2 separate regions of the Homo sapiens genome follow, and region 1 is linked to region 2. Evidence: chromatin loops called from intact Hi-C (ENCODE). Cell type or tissue: heart right ventricle. All regions are shown on one strand. Links, peaks and the distances in the headings refer to the core of each region. The heading gives the core; the rest is flanking DNA. Region 1 holds the start of LINC02200 (long intergenic non-protein coding RNA 2200). Region 2 holds the start of LOC102467216 (a long non-coding RNA gene).

The links. A loop is a pair of places that touch in the nucleus more often than their neighbours do. Peaks named below come from ENCODE experiments on the same cell type or tissue, not always from the same donor. Only the 100,000 strongest peaks of a DNase experiment are listed, where the experiment ranks them.
Region 1: a loop joins it to region 2, with 4 times the contacts of the local background. A loop is called at or near these places in 2 of 110 quality-filtered maps.

Annotation. Positions count from the first base shown.
Region 1 is chr5:112,623,823-112,629,209 of GRCh38, forward strand. LINC02200 (long intergenic non-protein coding RNA 2200) reads left to right here and starts at 4,614. Exons shown (of 3, transcript NR_104672.1): 1 at 4,614-4,788; 2 at 5,275-5,387. In heart right ventricle, for the core only: no CTCF peak of the experiment used is centred there; a DNase peak (open chromatin) is centred at 2,428; H3K27ac peaks cover 1,448 bases.
Region 2 is chr5:112,682,579-112,687,965 of GRCh38, forward strand. It overlaps LOC102467216 (a long non-coding RNA gene), which reads right to left and starts at 310. Exons shown (of 3, transcript NR_104673.1): 1 at 266-310. In heart right ventricle, for the core only: no CTCF peak of the experiment used is centred there; a DNase peak (open chromatin) is centred at 2,277; H3K27ac peaks cover 3,243 bases.

The DNA of each region.
Region 1 (5,387 bases), core at 115-5,114, 59 kb before region 2:
CCATGCCCAGCTAATTAAAAAAAAAATTGTTTTTAGAGATGGAGTCTTGCTCTGTTGCCCAACCTGGTCTCAGACTCCTGACCTCAAGGGATCCTTCTTGGCTCAGCCTCCTAAAGTGTTGGAATTATATGTGTGAGCCACTGCATCCAATGAATACTACAATTTTTTTATCCATTCATCTGTTGATGGACACTGTGGTTGATTCCATTTCTTGGCTATTGTGAATAATGCTGCAATGAACACGAAAGTGCAGATGTCTCTTTGAGATACTGATTTCATTTCCTATGGATGCATATCCAGTAGTAAAATTGTTGGATCATATGGTAGTTCTATTTTTAAGTTTTTGATTAACCTCCATACTGTTCTCTGTAATGGCTGTACTAATTTACATTCCCACCAACAGTGCGCGAGAGTTCCATTTTGTCTTTCTGACAAAAGCCATACTAACAAGTGTGAGATGATATCCCATTGTGTTTTTAATTTAAATTTCTCTGATGATTAGTAATGTTGACCTTTTTTTCATATACCTGTTGGCTATTTGTAAGTTTCCTTTGAGAATGATCTATTCAGCAAAGTTGCAAAATGAAAAATCAGCATACAAAAATCAGTAACATTTCTATACACTGACAATGAAGTATCTGAAAAAAAATCAGGAAAAAATCTTATTTACAATAGCTACAAAAAAAAATACTTAGGAATAAATTCAGCCAAGGAAGCGAAAGATCTGTACGCTGAAAACTATAAAACATTGATGAAAGAAAGAGAAAAACACACAAATAAATGAAAGATATCTCATGTTCTTAGATTAAAAGAATTAACATTGTTAAAATGTCCATATTGCCCAAAACAATCGACAGATTCAATACAATCCCTATCAAAATTCCAATGATATTTTCACAGAAATAGAAAAACAAATCCTAACATTCGTATAGAAAAACAAAAGACCCCGAACTGCCAAAGCAATCTGAGCAAAAAGAACAGAGATGGAGACATCACACTATCTGACTTTTGCATTAATTTTAATTTTTTAAAATATTGCATAAAATTAGTATTATCTTGATTCTTAGGTTTTTTAGTACCACCTTACATTTTGCGCCTGAGGTAAGCACCTCACTGGCCTCATTTGAGCCCCAGCCACCACATCCCCGGGGCACATAACAGCATGTGTGCAGGGTTTCTAGATGATATGACCCTAGCTTCTGCTTTTTAACTTTTGGGACCTAAGTCTCCTCAATTCTAAAAATGACTACTTTTCCAGAGACTCTCTGGGTTGCTCACCCAACTTTTCTCTTTACCTTACTTAGCTTCTTTATGATAGGAAAAATGCCAAAAAAAAAAAAAGAATCTCAGCTGAATAAGCCCTAACAACAAATCTGTGTGGGGAACTTTGAAATATGATTTAGAACCACAAAAGCCAGTTGTTTATTTTGAATCAAGTCAGCAGATTGTCATGCTTAAGGCAATATATGTACAAAGCTCTTTGGAAGTTAAATTTGTTTTATTATAATAGCAAGTGTTTTTATCTTTTCTAACCCATAGGCAACTGATGTATTTTTCTGCAGTCAGGTTGGGACAGGAGGCAATTTCAGATAAATTACCTCTTACTACACTCTTGAGACACCGTTCAAGCTGCTGCGTAGGAACTTGCAAGAAAGGGTATTTGGTGGATTCTTAAAGGGGACAGAAAAAGAAAATTTAAAGAGTCGTTCCAGTACAGTAGCCATTCAAAGAAAAGGGTTGGGTGAAGTGGTTTTTATATTCAGCCCCTATGTATCTTCTTCAGCTTGGGATTCAAATAGATTAGTAAGTGCTATGATAGAAATAAAAAATTGAAATCAGTGGGAAAATGTCAATTTTTCACCAAACAGCATTTTGAAATGTCTGTTCAGCAGGAGGCTGAAAATGTGGCTGTTCTACTGTACAGCTTGTGTAGATATAAGACAACCCGCAGCCCAGCTGAGTTTCTGTGCTCTTGTGTCTTCCCTCTGCTGTCAGACTACCAGCTCATTAGTATTTAAATTAGCTCATAAATATTTCCTGGAAATCCACAGTTGCTTAAGCTTCACCTCTATTCATCTCTTCACTCTCCTTCTTTAGTCTTACTTACGCCTTTGTTTCTTAGGCTGATACATTGCAGGAGGGTGGATCTCATTACATATTAATCTTACTGATATATGGTGTTGAAAAAGGAAAGGAGGAAGCCCTGTTGGAAGATAAAGATGAGAAATAGAGAAAGGATGTAGAAGGAAATTTTATTCCATTTCCTTTGTACAAATAAAATTATCTAATGATGGAGCAAGAAGTCTGTATAAAATAAGAACAGCCCAAAAGCATATGCCAAGGCAATTCGACCTGAATAAATGTTTCTTTCACATACTCCTTAAAAGCTTTGAAACACAGACGAAACATTTCACTGGGGGCAGGCCCTGGATGTTCCCACTGGGGAAATGGTTGCATAGTTACCAAACCTCTTCTGTTCAACATGAGAGCTGTAATTCTAATTATAAAATAATGATGACAGAGAGGGGCCAGTTCCATCATGATATTCTGTATGTTCCTTAGCACTCTGCAAGAGTTCAACACTAATACCCACATACAATGCCAACAGCCAGTTCTTTTAAATGAGTGTGAATAAAATTTAACCAATGACAATGAAAGAAAACAAATATATTTCATTGAATTTAAAGTTCCATTGATCAAAAGTGCCATTATTTTATATAAAACATTTGTAAGTGCTACCAATAAAACTTGGGTACATTATTGGTCATAAGTACGTCCTGATTTCAGAGATGTGAAAAAAATGTGAATCAGTGAAATATGTTAATTTTTAAAACAGGGTATCCAGGAAAGAATAAAGATTATTTGGTGGCTGTATGATTTGAAAGGATGTGAAAATAGTGTTAATCTCTTTAGCAGGAGCATGCGCTCTAAGAAGCAATCACTTTTCTAATATCATATACTTGAGAGATATAAGAAGCATAGAGAAGCAAAACTTTTGGGAACGATCCTGACTGTTTGCACAGGCTGGGGACAGTAAGGGCCTTGTCATTAGCTGTCTCATGTCATTTGATCACGTGCTCCAAAGGTCTTCTAGAAATAAACTTCAGAATAAACATGGAGACCCGCCAGGCCCAGTCAATGAAGATATAATTTTAGGCTAAGAGGTATCCAGTCCTATTAAGTGCAGTCTAGACAACCTAGGCTGGCATTCAAGGCCCCACAAAATCTGATTTAAAGCTTTTTTTTTAGTTTTTTCCTCTTTTGTTTTTCCATATGTAATTGATACTTCCACCAAATTGAATTACTGGACTTTCTAAAACCTATAGTGTATTACCTCAATCCCCTGTCTTTGTTTATACCAGAGTTTCTCAACCTTGGCACTGTTGACATTTTGGGCTGGAAAATTTTTTTTTGTGGGGATGTCCTGTGCATTGTAGGATTTTTGGTAACGTCTCTGGCCTCTATCCGCTAGATGCCGGTAGCACCTCCTCCCAGTTGTAACAACCAAATATACCTCCAGACATTGTCAAATGTCCCTGGGGGTAAAGGGAGAAAATTACCACTGGTTAAGAACCACTGTATACAACCATGCTGGCATAGTGAAAGGATGCAAACTTTGGCATCAAATGTACATGAGTTGAACTCTAGCTTTCTGGGGTGAACATTTGAATTTGGGGGGCACTCTGTGCCCATTCCCTCTTTCTGATAGTAACTCATTTTCCTTTGGGGGAACAATATTTTTGTTCCACTGTATGTAGACTCGATGAAACTCTAAGTCTTGGAAACCATGTCTTGCCCACCCTTCTCCAAAGTGGAACTGAGCTCAGTCCATCTCATACTTTCTCCCAGCACTTCTACCATCTTGAGCAGAATGATAGCAAGAATGGGAAAAAACTTTGGCGTGAATTGACTGCTAGATGGGATGGTTGTATCTGTGTCTATCCAATACTCTATGCTTGTATCTATCCTAACACCTGTCCCTTTTCTGATTTGGGTTTCTAGATTCCCATTCTCTCTGTATCCCAGTATCTCTCCAATTAATGACCTTTTAGGCTAAATATGCCAGAGTTGTTTTCTGTTGCTTATCTGCAAAGATACCTCTATTTACTAGCTTTGTATTTTGAACCAGTCTCTTCATATCTCCAAACCTGTGTTCCCTTTCTGCAAATTGAAAATAAAACTATTTACCTTTCAAATGCAAAAGATGCTCTCCCCATAATCTCTTTAAAATCTACCTTCATTAGTCTAGGTTCTGTGCTAAATCCTGGAGATGAATAAGACAAAACCTATGTTTTTATGAGACTCATTTTCTTCCAGTGACAAAAGTAACAGCAGGACTCAGACAAAAAAAACAAAGCAAAAAAAAAAAAAAAAAAAAAAGCAAAAACAGTACCAGCAGGTCAAACAGCATTGGCTGAAATTGGCCTTTATCCTCAGCACGGCTCCAAACCACTTCATTTTGCGCTTACTCCTTGCTAATGGCCTCCCTCCCTCCTTTTCAGCACAGAATGCAGTGTTGGGAGGGGAGAGAAGGTTCCTGTCAAGGAGCTTTATGCATTCATTATTCTATACCCCCAGCCTGGCCAAAGCTGCTGAAGTGTCTGAGATTCTGCAGTACTGCTCTGTTAGCAGCAGGAGCAAATGAAAGAATTCAGTGTCAGCATTTTCTGTTTCTCATCTGACAAACAAGGTCAGGTACTTCTTTGAACAACCCAGTTCCAATAGCTGTGAAACATAAAGAGACAAGCAGGGGAAGATTTTCCAGAAAGGCTGGTGGCTAGGCACAAGGTGGGTTTAAGTTTACAGCTTTTGTTGTGGAAGAGGAAAGTTCCCCGCATCCCAGGCATCCCTTTTTCAGAATGGGGAAAAAGAATCCGGGGTGAAAGGCTCTTTTGTACTTCTTTGCTTCTTGCACTGAAGTGGCAGGTGCAGACCTTGGTTCCCAGGGGAATCAGAATGTCATTGCCATCCAGGTTTATGGCCATTAGTCCTGATTCTTACTGTTTGTCAATGCCGCTGAAAACTCTGAGCATTGAAGCAGATGAAAGAGAAAGTTCTACAAGCGGTTGGAAGAAATGGGTGCTCTGGAGGTCAGGGCTGAAGTGAGGAGTTTTGAGAGTTGAGGTTCAGGCTGTGAGGATTGTATCTCTCCCCCAGCAATCCTCTGCCAAGTGAGCCCTTTATATGCAAGGCAGTTTATATCTCACACACCTCTCTGTGCACCTTCTGTTTTTAACTCCCCAGGAGTAAATTTTTCAGCCTCTTTCTTTATAGCAAATTACACCATTAATGTCATCCTGGCGAATGAAACAAGAGAATAGTATTTATCAGAGAAAGTCTGGTGAGTTGAAGTCCAAGACCCCAGGAAACAACTAGCCCTGCTGGGC
Region 2 (5,387 bases), core at 272-5,271:
CATTTTTCTCCATTATGCTCCAGCTGTGGGCCCTCAGTTATTCTCACTGATCTTTATCTAGCTCACTAAATGGCAGAGACTAGCCACCATGGCCACTCCATTTAGGGCATGACTAAGTTATCAAATGACTATTGCTTATTAGTAACTCATACTGGGTGACTAGAATCCTAGCTAGATTTTTCCTTCTGACCACTAGGCTGCTTGGGTTGCTATAACAAAATACCACAGACTGGATGACTTAAACAACAGAAATTTATTTACTTACAGCTCTGGAGACTGGAAGTTCAAGATTAAGGTGCCAGTCGATTTGATTTATGGCGAGAGCTCTTTTCCTGGCTTGCAGAGAGCTGCCTTCTCATTGCGTGCTCCTGTAACCTCTCCTTACTTAGTCTGTGTGCTTGCAGAGAGACCTGATGTGTCTTCCTCTTCTTATAAGGGCTCCAACCTTATTGGGTTAGGGCCCCACCTTTATGACCTCATTTAACCTTTATTGCCTCCTAAAAGACCTATGCAAATCCTCACATTGGGAGTTAGGGTTTCAACATGTGAATCTGCGGGGGACGGAAATCATTCCATAGCAGTCCCTTAACTGGGGAATGAATAAATAAATTCTGGTGCATCCCTACAATGACATAATAATCAGCAGTAAAAAAAGGAAGAAACTGTTAAAACACAAAAGAACATGGATAGATTTCAAATATGTTATGCTACGTGAAAAAAACCAGATTAAAAGGGCTACATATTGTATGAGACTATTTATATGACATTGCCTGAAAAAGGTAACCCTAGGGGAACAGAAAACAGATCAGTTGTTGCTAGGGATTGGGGAAGGGTTTAACCAGAAGGGATATGGATAATATCTGATATTACCCTGATATAAGTAAAAATGTTTTGATGTGATGAAAACTGCTCCATATCTTGACTATGGTGGTGGTTACATGACTACACATGTTTGTCAACACTTGCAAGACTGTACACTAAAAGGGTAAAATTTACTACACCTAAATTATATTTCATATTTAAAATAGGAAAGAACCCACCTGTTCCGTGTCCTATATTCTACTGGCTAGTCATCACATTATGTCTGGTAATGATATAACCGTTCTTCCCTACCAAGGTTTTTTCTTTTCTTCTTTCTAAATTAAACAGAGCCTTCCAGGAAAAGTTAATGTCTTAATAAAGCAGTGAATCTCAATGAAAGTTTGGGGAAAGATTTTTTCCATTGGGTTGGGATGTCCTTTGTATAATCCCACAAACCAATGTCACTTACTAAGTCTCCAAGCCCATGAACTAATAATATTGCTAAAAAGGGTAAAATAGAAATCTTTAGAAACAGAGCCCTGAGCTTTCTTCCTTTGAGCCAGCTTTTTAAAAGAATGGACAAAGACATCAAAGGGATCCACAGAGCATGAACCCAACCTTCTCTGTCCTATAGCAACACTTGCTCAGGGCAGGAGAGCTAGGTTTCCTTTCCTCTGCTGATGTCCTCCTCCAGGTCTCCTCTACTCTCTTCATTTTCCTGCCATCTCCCTGGTGTCCACACAGCAGCCAAATATCATTTCTACCATGTTTTGTCATTGACTAAAAGAAAAATGAGCAAAGCCCTTTGTTATAACAACATCAGAAATTTTTTAAAATCCCACCAAGCAAATGAAAGCCACAATCCGTATTAGAACCTGTCTCAGAGGAAACAAGTAGCACAGCATTGATAGGCTGTCAGTTAGAGGATGTGGGAAATGGGCAGGCAAATTTTCTAACACATTATTCCCTAGGGAGTTTCTCCATTTATTTGATAAGCTGTAAACTTTGCTTAAAATAGTTTTGTGGAATCTTCAAAACAAGAAGTTTTGCAGAGGTCAACTTGTCCAGGATGACAACAAACACAACTTTGCTTCAAAATAAAATCATCCACCCTTTTTTCACCTATTAGATTTCTCTCACCACAGTATGCAAATAGTCAGCTTTGCACACTGTGGAATGATGGGTGGGAGTCTGTTACCCAAACAGTTTCCAAGCTGGGGAATTCATTTGAAAATTAGATGGGGCTGGAAGAGGGGATGTGCATATGGGCACAGTTGTTGGAGGAACTGTGGACCTCTGTTCTGCCCCAAGAACCCAAGCCTCAAGACTTTACTGTGAGTCTGAGGACTGTGTGTGTTGGGGCTGGCCTGCACAGGAAGAAAGCTAAGCTATTATTAAGAATAGCTCTGCAAGATAGTTAGGATTCAGACTTGTCTGTCCACGCTTGCTGCTCAATCTCTGCAGCTGCAGAAAGCAGCCCTGCATTGTCTTTGTCAGATCTGGGCGCCCAATGAAACCCAGGAAACCATCCATTCCTCCCCACCCCTCTCAGCTAGTCACTCATGCCCTATTTTTAGGATTCCTTAGCAACTGAGCGGCCTGTTATTCCATAACTAATATTCTGCATTCCTGATCCCATTACTACGCTTACCACCCCACCAAATACATGCTGTATCATCATCTGCAAATTCTTTCAGGGACAGGAAAAGCACAATCATCAGGAGCTGTTCTTTGCCTCATCACTCCTGGATGCAGGAAATTCTTCCTAGCTCACCCTAAACTCCTTCTGATGAAGTCGAATCCTATTACTATCTCTCCATCTTTACTAGAGATGAGAATAGCCAAGCAACATTCTTTTTATAAAAAGCTTTCACTTTATTTATTAAAAACAAGAAGGGTGAGCTGAGTGTGATAGCTCACACCTGTAATCCCAGCACTTTGGGAGGCTGAGGCAGGAGGATCGCTGGAGCCAAGGAGTTCAAGACCAGCCTGGGAAACATAGCCAGACTGCCCCTCTCAAAAATAAATAAATAAAAATTAAAATTAATTTTCTGTATTTGAAAAAGCCAGAGGACAAGAGAGCTGCATCTTTCCCACTATGGCCCCAGTATGGAAAGTAGGGGGAGAATTTATATTCTGAGTCCCTTGGCCTAAGGAATTCTGCCATTTTCATTGTAAACCACAGAAGCATTTGTGCTACTGTTGTAAGATGTTGTAACATAAGGAGGTGGGGGAAAATACTCTGCTTTTTTCAACTCTGGATCATTTTTAATTATTCAGTCTTGGCAGGTCTACTTCTCACCATTATTCCTCTTACTAACAACTTGTTTCTAGTCTTAGCTTGGTGGGAATGTTTGACTGTGTGATATATTTTGGGAAAATCAGCTAGAGTCATTGAATGTACAAATGAAGAAGCTCATTTTATAGATATATAAATTAATTTAACTTAGTGCTATCCTTTAAAAAACTAGTCTATTTTCCACAAGAAAATCCAAGTTTAAATGTATCATATTTATTACAAACGCTCTTTTCTGACAAAAAAGATACTATTTTTCTTTTACCATGAGAACTTGATCATAGCCAATGATGCTACAATGAGCTTTCAACAAACACCAACGTACTTTCAAGTCAGAGCAGTATGGGTTCTAGAATCACTGACATAACTTTGCTTCTGTTTTCCTATGGTAGCTGATATGCTCCACTGAAGAATTTGTCTTTGGTAGAGCCTGAAGCAGAGCATTCTTTTGGGACAGGCCCTTCATTTTCTTGCCAACTATTTGCAGCTTTGGCTGTTCAGTGCAGAGCTCATATCACTCTGGTATTAAATGGAATGATGTAAGTAATTTGCATTACTATGAGCTCTAAACTCTTCGGCCCATGGGTTCTAAACTCTTTTGATATATATTAGAATATATCTTGTCTTAACATTAACTTCAGCCAAATAAACCAAAAAAGAAAATAAAGAAAGTTATCATGGGATTCTGGGAAGGTTAGACACACTGGTTGGCTCAAAGAATCTCCTTCCTTTTACCTAGAATATTACATATGTCCTAACAACCCAGTGAAGTAGGTCACTATTATGACTAATGCCCCTGAAGTTAAGGTATGTGCAGATTTCACACTGCACTCTACAATTTTGCCATAAGAATCTGTCTTTTAGACATTGTCATCTGCTCTTCAGAAATACTATGGGTAAATGTATTCCAATAGTTTCATCTACATTAATATACTTTTTCAAAAAAATGTGTATTTTAATTCTCATCTAAACCTACCAAATGATGTAAATAATTTTCATTGTTGTCTAAGATAAGCCAAAAGGACCACTTTTGCCTCAGCCATCTATGTGTTTGAACAAAAGTACAATTTTGGTAGAATTATTTAGACGATTTGCCTCAATTTTCAGAATCATTTTGACCCTTCTGATGTTTTGGTAGTTTTAGCCATATGCTACACTGGATGACTTGCACTGTGGGGACCAAGTGGTTCTCTGGGGACCTTAAGGACCCAGAGGTCTTTGTTCCTCTAAAGGCAAAGAAAAAGCTTTCAGCTAAGGAGCTAGAGGCAGAACGGAAAGACTAAATCACTCCAATGCTGCTGTCCTTGCAGCTGCTCTCCCTTCTTCAAGCTTTTCAGCCCAGAACAAGAATCCATCCAAGGTCTGGTTAGATGTCTTTGTTTCAGGAAGCACAGAGAGGCTGATTAATGGAAACAAATATACAGTTTGATAGAGGAAATAGATCTAGTATTTGATAGATCAGTAGGGTGACTATAGTTAACAATAATCTATTGTACATTTCAAAATAGCTAGAGGAGAATAATTTGAATGTTTCTAGCATAAAGAAAAGACAAATATTTAAGGTGAGGACATTCCAGTTACACTGATTTGATCTTTTGAAATTACATAAATGTATTAAATTATCACATGTACCCCAAGGTATGTACATTTATTATATACCAATTTTTTAAAGTAAAAAGAAAAGGAAAAAAACACAGAGAAAGAGAAATTCCAGGCTCTCTATGGATGCTTCTCCTAAATTCCCAGCATCAGAATTTGATGTTTCTAAGTAATGTAGCCCTTGTCTCTTCTCCCCTCCCCTGGTCCTTTCTGCCTCTGGCCAGCAGGAGCAAATGATGGGCATCACATGTCTCCAACCACAGTCTTTTGTTTCCTTACAAAAGGCAGATCCAATGTCCTCTTTGTTTAGCACCTGAAACAAAGCACCTGAAAAGCAGGTCCATAATTGGGATTTGGGGCACTGGACCCAGAAACAATACATCAGGGTAGTTCTTTATGGTGGAATTTTGCTAAAAGGTTCTGTTTCATCTTTATATGAGTATGGTAGACTAATTTGTGAGATAATATTTTGGCCGTAAGCACATTTTCTGCAAGTAAATAAGAAATCAGGTATTACACAAGTGACTTTGAAGCTACTGCTCTGTGTTCTCTTTGCTATCAGTTTTAATAACTGTTTTTAAGACACCATGTTTTGAAAAGAGCTTTGTTTTTCTCAGCTCTTTCTCTCATCTGCTACATTTTGTAAGAAAGCCATAATCTCATGTTTATGATATTAATTATTGTGGATGTT